2 separate regions of the Homo sapiens genome follow, and region 2 is linked to region 1. Evidence: chromatin contacts called from ENCODE Hi-C data. All regions are on one chromosome and are shown on one strand. The core of a region is the stretch at or near the end of the contact, and the rest is flanking DNA. Distances in the headings are between cores, read along the strand shown.

Evidence for each region. Hi-C counts contacts between places; a loop is a spot of excess contacts on that map. Pooled maps may share reads with other maps.
Region 2: a loop to region 1 is called in a pooled map, with 9 times the contacts of the local background. The contact joins two enhancer-like sites. A Hi-C loop is called at or near these places in 6 of 37 single-sample maps with no recorded cell type and 12 of 50 pooled maps.

The regions. Positions count from the first base shown.
Region 1 is chr2:113,789,499-113,794,502 of GRCh38, reverse strand. No RefSeq gene overlaps it. Among named protein-coding and RNA genes, the nearest start is that of SLC35F5, 35 kb to the right of the region's middle. Within about 2 kb of position 2,527, at least 2 of the 41 ENCODE cell types and tissues checked have a DNase peak (open chromatin) inside an H3K27ac peak, as active enhancers do.
Region 2 is chr2:113,922,160-113,926,655 of GRCh38, reverse strand. The region is part of intron 3 of ACTR3 (actin related protein 3); the gene reads right to left. Among named protein-coding and RNA genes, the nearest start is that of ACTR3-AS1, 33 kb to the right of the region's middle. Within about 2 kb of position 2,900, at least 3 of the 41 ENCODE cell types and tissues checked have a DNase peak (open chromatin) inside an H3K27ac peak, as active enhancers do.

The DNA.
Region 1 (5,004 bases), core at 1,278-3,777:
CCTTTCTTTCTTCCATGGACTTTCATTCTGTCACCAGGCTGGAGTGTAACAGCCCGATCTCAGCTCACCGCAACCTCTGCACCCCGGGTTCAAGCGATTCTCCTGCCTCAGCCTCCCGAGTTGCTGGGATTACAAGTGCGCACCACCACACCCAGCTAATTTTTTGTATTTTTAGTAGAGATGGGGTTTCACCATGTTGGCCAGGCTGGTCTTGGACTCCTGACCTCAGGTGATCCACCAGCCTCGGCCTCCCAAAGTGCTGGGATTACAGGTGTGAGCCACGATGCCCAGCCCAATTATTCTTTCTTTTGCATTTGTATCTTCTGAAGAGAAAATGTATCTGAATCTCTGAGTTGACCTCTGATACAGAATGTTCCAGTTGGGTTGATCTTCTGGGCAAGGCCAGCTCAACCTATAACTAGTTGTCTTTGGTCTGGAAATGGTTTCAGCTCTGGTCACATGACACAAAACAAGTGAAGATAAATAGAAACAGGCACAGAGTCCTACACAAAATTAAGGTGTTGAATTAATAAATGCATTTTTATGATATTTGTGAATATTATTAATAAATAGTAGCTCCCGGTTGTGGGAAAGATGATGTAGAAGCACTGGATATATCCTGTGATATTACTATGCACAACAACTATTTAAAAAATTTTTTTAAAGAATCTAATCAATATGTACTTACATACAAAAAATTAGCTGGTCGTGATGGCACACGCCTGTAGTCCCAGCTAATAGGGAGGCTGAGGCAGGAGAACTGCTTGAACCCAGGAGGCAGAAGTTGCAGTGAGCCGAGATTGTGCCACTGCACTCCAGCCTGGGTGACAGAGCGAGATTCCGTCTCAGAAAAAAAAAAAAAAAAAATGTACTTATGACTTTTTTGAATGGTAGCAAAAGTAGCAGAATTTTTTTTTTTTTTTTTTGAGACAGGAGTTTTGCTGTCACCCAGGCTGGAGTGCAATAGCATGTTCTTGGCTCACGGCAACCTCCGCCACCTGAGTTCAAGCGATTCTCCTGCCTCAGCCTCCCAAGTAGCTGGGATTACAGGCGTGCATCACCATGCCCAGCTAATTTTTGTGTTTTTAGTAGAGACGGGGTTTCACCATGTTGGCCAGGCTGGTCTTGAACTCCAGACCTCAGGTGATCCACTCCAGACCTCAGTGCTGGGATTACAGGTGTGAGCCACCGTGCCCGGCCTTTTTATTTCTTTTAATCTTAAAAGTGATAGCATTTAATTGTCTAAAGGAAAATGGTGGAGAATACCAGAGGGACTGGAAAGGAAGAAGTTTTTTTGGGAGGGGTAAAATAGCTGTAGATTTCTTTTAGTAGAAAAATGTTTATATATATTGAATACTAATTCTAATAATAACTTATAGAGAGCTACAAGGTTTTCAAAATTGTTTCAGAGAACATTATACAAGTTGATGGTCCTAACAGTGCTGTGTGATAGGTGAAACAGAGATTGTAGCCTTTATTATATAGATGATAAAACTGAGGCATAGACTGGGCACAGTGGCTCACACCTGTAATCCCAGCACTTTGGGAGGCCGAGGCCAGTGGATCGCCTGAGGTCAGGAGTACAAGACCAGCCTGACCAATATGGTGAAACCCCATCTCTACTAAAAATACAAAAATTAGCAGAGCATGGTGGCATGCGCCTGTAGTCCCAGCTATTCGGGAGGCTGAGGCAGGAGAATCGCTTGAAGCCAGTAGGCGGAGGTTGCAGTGAGCCGAGATTGTGCCACTGCACTCCAGCCTGGGTGACAGACGAAGACTCCGTCTCAAAAACACAAGACAAAACAACAAAAAAACTGAGGCATAGAAAGAGTAAATGTCTTCCTCCAGGTCACATGGCTAATTCATCTAATACATTCTCTAGTTTTCCTACTTTAGCATCCTGTGGAAGGATCGTGGGAAGGAGATGCTTCCAGATAGGGCTTTCATAGTGTTGAGATGGGAACGGGAGTTGCTACACTTAAACATGGCACCAATGTCACTTCATTTGTCTTCTCCCCAAGCAGTTTTTCCTCTAAATCACCATATGTTTGTTAAACGGGGCTGGAACCTCCCCACCTACTGTTTAGGATTTCCTTTCACTACAGTGTAACATAAAGTGTTGGCATCAAATCCAGAGACTGTGTGGATTTGAAATCCTCCATAAGGTACAACAATACCAATGTGGTAGTTATGGGCATTTGGTCACATAGTTAGTAATGTAAGTGTTAGTGGCCTGGCCTGTCTATTTTTATGCATAAAGAGAGATCAGCAAGAATCAGATTATCTAGAGTGGCACATTGTTCAACAATAGACACAGTGAACATGAAAATAAGTGGTTACCCAGAGTTTAGGGAAACTGAAAGTGCTGCATGCCTTTTACGCATTCAGATGTCATGCAATTCTTGTTTTCATTTAGTTATTCATTTGAGTTGTGCCTGGATTAGAGATACCGTAAGTGGCAAGTCTACCAGAGTGGAAAAAAATTCAGTCATGGTATCATGCCTTAAGGAAAAATGTGGTTATTAAAGCATGTTAATTTTTAACTGAAAAATAGCTGACTCTTTTCCTGGAAGGATGTGAGCAATGCAACTATTTAAAAGTAAACTTTTTAAGCCACATAACCAGCACCCAGTTGAGGCTTGTGTTGTATTAGGTACTGAAAGCATTTTATGGAACTCTAAAATTACTAACAATATATCAAATACAAAGCATCTGTAAATTCAAACCATATATATAATTGCATACTAGTAATTTAAGGAAATGAAACTTTCTCCCTCAAATTCTTACTACCATAGTAGTAATTTATTCAGGCTCTCTAAATGTTCAATAACAGTAAAGATATATACCAAATTCATGGCATCAGAGGTGTTTCTGGTGGCCTTGTCTTTCACATTACATAGCTTTTGGGGGAAAAACTCTTTATTTTTTTTGAAATTTCTTTGTTGTTGTTGTTGTTTTTGTTTTAGACGGAGTTTTGCTTTGTCACCAGGTGGGAGTGCAGTGGCATGATCTCGGCTCACTGCAACCTCCACCTCCTGGGTTCAAGCAATTCTCCTGTCTCAGCCTCCTGAGTAGCTGTGACTCCAGGCATGTGCCACCATGCCCAGCTAATTTTTTTTTTTTTTTTTTTTACTTTAGTAGAGACGGGGTTTCACCATGTTGGCCAGGATGGTATCTACCTCCTGACCTTGTGATCCGCCCACCTTGGCTTCCCAAAGCGCTGGGATTACAGGTGTGAGCCACCGTGTCCAGCTCTGAAATCTCTTTTAATGAAAAATTTCAAGCATACATAAAAGTAGAATAATATAATGAACTCCGCATATACCTATCATCCAGCTCCAACTATGTTAAATTCTTGGCTAATCCTTTTTCATCTATACTCCATCCCCTTACTACCCCAAATATTTTAAAGGAAATCTCAGACCACATATTTTTCTTCTATAAATACTTTAGTTAGTATACACCTCTAAAAGATAAAAGAATCTTTTAAAAATATAAGCATGGTGGTAGATTATAGATGGTCTTACATGTTTTTTACTTCTCCTCTTGAGAGGGGAAGTCTAATTCCCCTCATCTTCAATCTCAGCTGGTCATAGAGACTTGCTTGATCAGTAGAATGTGGCAGAAGTATTATTTAAGCACTTCTGAAGTTAAGTCTTAAGAAGCTTTGAAGCTGCCATCTGGACCTCTTGGGATACATCCTTTGAGAACTCTAAGCTTCCATATAAGAAATCTGAAAACCCTGAAACGCTGATGAGATCACAGGTCAGTGCTCTAGTATAAAGTCTCAGTTGAGGTTAGCCTTCCAGTCTTCCTTTCCAAGGCACCAGACATGTAAGTCAAATCATCTTAGACCTTTTAGATCTGCCCATCTGCCAAGTGAGTACCATGATGAAGCAGAAAAACCATCCAGCTGAACCCTATTCAAAATTCCTGGCTCGCAAAGTTGTAAGATGTAATAAAATGGTCGTTGCTTTAAGCCACTGTTACGCTGCAACAGATAAAATGGAACAACCACAGAACCATTAGCACTCCTAAAATAATTAGCAATAATTCCCTAAAATATCAAATATCCATTGTTCAAATCACAACTAATCTTTTGGAATAATTTTATTATTATTACTATTTTGTAGAGACAACTGTCTCACTATATTGCCCAGGCTGGTCTTAAACTCCTGGGCTCAAGAGATCTTAATGCCTCAGCTCACTAGAGAGCTGGGATTACAGGTGTGAGCCATCATGCTTAGCTACGAATAATTGTTTTTGTTTCAAAATTATCTTGAATATTTTGTTTTAAGTGGGATCTAAACAAGGTCCATACATGGTGATTGATTTTTATATATATATTTTTTTGAGATGGAGTCACACTTTGTTGCCCAGGCTGCAGTGCAGTGGTGTAATCTTGGTTCACTGCAATCTCTATCTCCCAGTTTCAAGCAATTCTTCTGCCTCAGCCTCCCAAATAGCTGAGACTACAGGTGTGCACCACCGTGCTCTGCTATGTTTTGTATTTTTAGTAGAGACAGGGTTTTGCCATGTTGGCCAGGCTGGTCTCAAATTCCTGACCTCAAGTGATCCGCTTTCCTTGGCCTCCCAAAAGTGCTGGGATTACAGGCATGAGCCACCACGCCCCGCTGATTTTTATATTTCCTAAGTCTCTTTTAATAGTTTCCTCTTCCTTTTTTTGTTTCAAATTATTTAAGAAACTATATAATTTGTCCTCAGAATTTTCCGTAATCTGGATTTTAGTATTGTTTTGTTGTTGTTGTTTGAAGCAGAGTCTTGCTCTGTCACCCAGGCTGGAGTGGAGTGGCATGATCTTGGCTCACTACAACCTCCACCTCCCAAGTTCAAGCAATTCTCCTGCCTCAGCCTCCCATGTAGCTGGGACTACAGGCATGCACCACCACGCCCGGCTAATTTTTTGTATTTTCAGTAGAGACAGGGTTTTCCTATACTGTCCTCAAGTGATCCGCCTTCCTCAGGCTCCCAAAATGCTGGGAT
Region 2 (4,496 bases), core at 1,651-4,150, 130 kb before region 1:
AGGGTTGAAGGCAGGCTGTTACAAAGTGAAGTTGTCCCTTGTATTTTGTCCCTTTCCTCTTCCATTCCCCAACATGTTATGAAGCAGCATGAGGTCCTTACCAGAGGTTGATCAGATGTGGCCAACTCATCTTGGACTTCCTCACCTCCAGAACCACAAGCCAAAATAAACCTCTTTTCTTTATAAATTACTCAGTCTCAAGTATTCATTATAGCAACAGAAAATGAACTGAGACAGCACCCCAGTGTACTACCATAAATTCACAAGGGCGCCGCAAAGTTATTTTAAATTTTCCAGGGAAATATAGTGTTACTCAACATCAGTTGGACACTGCGTGATCTACAAGTCACAGTAATTCAGTTTCAACAATAAATCAAACTATTATATATTCCTTTCAATGACATTATTTCTTACAGAAGTTGGTTTGTCAGCAGTTGCTGGCATAAAAACCAAGTTATCACATAAAATAACATCGATATAAAACAAGAAATCAGGGTGGCAATGTCCCATCTGATTCCAGGTTTGAGAAGCTGAGCGATGCCTAAGCATCCTAACAGAAATGTGATTACTCAGCAGTGAAATAACGTTTCCAATTTAAGTGTCTTATTTTTTTCAAGTGGCTACTAAGTTGCCTGGACCTAGGTATTTAATAAACAGAACTATCAGACATTTCTTTCGATCTAGGTGGCACAGTGAAAAACGTTACTGAGACCCTAACGGCACTGAGAAAGTTTGTGAACCTCTGCAACAGAATATAATTCCATGAACATAATACACATTCAATACCTAAAGTTAAACAAATTAATGAACAAAGAAATAAATACCTTGCAGTATCAATCCCTAACATCTACTTCTTACTCTAGTTTCCACACTACTTTTTAAGGCATTATACTTATAAAAGGACTTCTACTCCCCAGTTTGCTTTAAGGAAGGAAAAAATTGCAGTTTACTTTATCATTCAATTTTTAACATTATTAGAAGTTTACAAATTCAAATGTTTTAAGTATTATTTATTCATCAATTATTACTGTGTACCTACTGTAAGCCACTGGCACAAATGCTAAGGACACAGACATCCAGCATACAAAAAACTCAGTCTAGCAAAAGAAATATATACGAACAAATATTACACTACAGGTTTTTAAAAAAAATAAAGTTCCGACTGGGCGTGGTGGCTCATGCCTGTAATCCCAGCACTTTGGGAGGCCAAGGCAGGCAGATCACCTGAGGTCAGGAGTTTGAGACCAGCCTGGCCAACATGGTGAAACCCCGTCTCCACTAAAAATACAAAAATTAGCCAGGCGTGGTGGTGCATGCCTATAATCCCAGCTACTCGGGAGGCTGAGACAAGAGAATCACTTGAACCCAGGAGGCGGAGGTTGCAGTGAGCCAAGATCACTCCATTGCACTCCAGCCTGGGCGATAGAGTAAGACTCTGTCTCCAAAAAAAAAAAAAAAAAAGGTGGCACGATGGCTCACGCCTGTAATCCCAGCACTTTGGGAGGTTGAGGTGGGTGGATCATTTGAGGTCAGGAGTTCAAGACCAGCCTGGCCAATATGGTGAAGCCCCATCTCCACTGAAAATACAAAAATCAGTCAGGCATGGTGGCAGGCACCTATAATCCCAGCTACTGGGGAGGCTGAGGCAGGAGAATCTCTTGAACCCAGGAGTCAGAGGTTGCAGTAGGCCAAGATCACATCACTCCACTCCAGCCTGGGCAACAGAGTAACACTCTGTCAAATAAATAAATAAATAAATAAATAAATAGTTCCTTGAATAAGATGACCACCTTGTTTTGTGAGAGAAAAGGTTTCGCTGAGGAGGTCATATCTAAGCCGGGTCTTAACTCAGTTCTGCTTTCTGGCTTTTTTTTTGGCAGGGGAATGAGAGGTATGGAGGAACTTGTGGAGAACAGAAAAAGATGTATAGAAAGACAAACACTGCATGGTATACAAAAACAAAACTGAAGTTATCAATGAGAAATTTATGTGCCAAAAGATTTGAAGGTGCGTAGAGAGATATACCAGTTCTAGATCAAAGGGACTAGATTCTCAAAAATTTTCCTTTTATTTAGGTTTTATTCTATAAGAAATAAAACAGCAGAGAAATTTTTAAGCAGGGGAATAAGAACAGCTTTAATTTTTAGGAAGACTATTATAGCAGCATTGGGAAAGCTCAAATGAAGCTTAACAGAACCAAGTGAGAACAAGAGTACCAATAGTGGTATGGACGACAAGGGGCCACATTGAAGATTTCTCAGTCAATAAGAATAAGAAAGGGCTGGGCATGGTGGCTCATACCTATAATCCCAGCACTTTGGGAGGCCAAGGTGAGAGGATGGCTTGAGCCCAGGAGTTTGAGACCAGCCTAGGCAACGTAGTGAGACCCTGTCTCTACAAAAAAAAAAAAAATTTTTAATTAGCCAGGTGTGGTGGCACACACCTGTAGTCCCCGCTACTCAGGAGGCTGAGGTGGAAGAATCACTTGAGCCCAGAGGGTCAAAGTGATTGTGGAGGGTCTTGCAGTGAGCCAAGATCTCACCACTGCATTCCAACATGGGCAACAGGGCAAGACACCTGTCTCAAAAAAAAAAAAAAAAAGAGAAAAAAGTCAGAAGATGCCAACAGGTTTCCAGCTTTGAAGTTAGGATGGACCAGATCCATTAATCAAAACATAAAAATTGTGTTTTGTCTGATCTTGGAATAAACAAGAGTGGAGTATATATAATACGTTTTGTTTTAGATATACTAAAACTCAAGAGCCAGGAAATAGGTAGGTGAAGATGTAGTCAAGGAACTGAAAGTAGAGATCTGGTCTGTGGTTGCAGACAAAGGAATGGAGGAGATCACCTAGAGAAAGTCTTTAATGAAAGAATAAAACATTGAGTCACCCCATTTTATGAGAAGAGAAAAAAAAAAAAAAGGAGAACTGAAAGCAGTGCCTAGAGAAACCAACGTTTGAGTAGTGGGTAAAGGAGAAATCAGTGACAATAGAAACAACAAATAAAAACAAACAAAACAGGCCGGGCACAGTGGCTCATGCCTGTAATCCCAGCACTTTGGGAGGCCGAGGCAGGCAGATCACGAGGTCAGGAGATTGAGACCATCCTGGCTAACACGGTGAAACCCCATCTCTACTAAAAATATAAAAAATTAGCCGGGCACGGTGGTGGGCGCCTGTAGTCCCAACTACTTGGGAGGCTGAGGCAGGAGAATGGCATGAACCCGAAGTCGAGGCTGCAGTGAGCTGAGATCGCGCCACTGCACTCTAGCCTGGGCGACAGAGCCAGGCTCCGTCTCAAAAACAAACAAACAAACAAACAAACAAACAAACAAATATTCCATGTTAGGAAGATAACCATTAGAGTAATCCTGCAAAAGAAAGACAAATCAAGAAGGATGAAAACTGTTACATATAATTGGATTTAACAAAGAGCATATCAAATATCTTGAGACTCACTAAGAAGTGTCGTTTTAAAAGGAAAGAGAAAAATAGCTAAATTGCTGAGGACAGAAGGTAGGAATAAAGATTGAGAGAAGTTTTGTTCTGGTTTGTTAGTAGCACTTAGAAGACTTAAAAATGCGTTTAAAATGAGTGGACAGAATCAGTGGAAAGGAACTCTGGCCTCTCGACTGACTGACTTCATCACTTTCAGTGGTATCTCTTTTCCATTTTGGCCACAGTATAGATCTTATATCATCATCACTATCACCTCTCAATCGCTGAAATGCAGGTATACCCTTCTCTGATCACAACCTCTTATTATTCTAGCATACTCAACCACCTCAAGAGATCTCTTCTGAACACCAATTAAGACTTTTGGTCCACTGGTTGCTTTAATTATTCCCTAGCCATCAATATACACAGTCTAGATTTTGACCCATCACCTTTATTTCACATGTTCTTTTTTCATCCTGTCTACCAAAATCCAACCCAGCATATATCCCTAACATAAACTTGCCTATATCCAGAATGCTGATTATACCGCAGAAGCATTTGCACTAGGGTGCTAAAGACTAAGAATTCATAGTCATTATTCTCAAATGGACCTAACCTTGCCTGGCAAGCCTTTACTCTTCTACTCTGTTCCTCTTTACTCTTCACAATGACGAGTGTCAATGCCGCCCCTACCGCTAAGATTTCACCTTCTCCCCACATCCATGACCAGCAGATGATGCCACCACATATTTCGCAGAAGCAGCAGAAGCCAACAGTCAGGAATTCAAATCTGTAAAATGGATTCCATACTTAGCCTTTTTTCTCATTTACTTCCATTATAATGTAAGATATTCCGCATGTCAATTCAGTCATCTGTGTTCTGGATCTCATCCCTCCAGCTTTTTCAGAGACCTTGATTATACCTTATCTTTCCTGTTACTTTAATCTCTAATAGTTCTTTCATATTAGCATTCAGACATGTCTTCCATCTTAACGTTGAAATGTGTCTCTTCATCTCTCTCTCCCTCCCAATCACAATTGAAACTCAATGAACAGT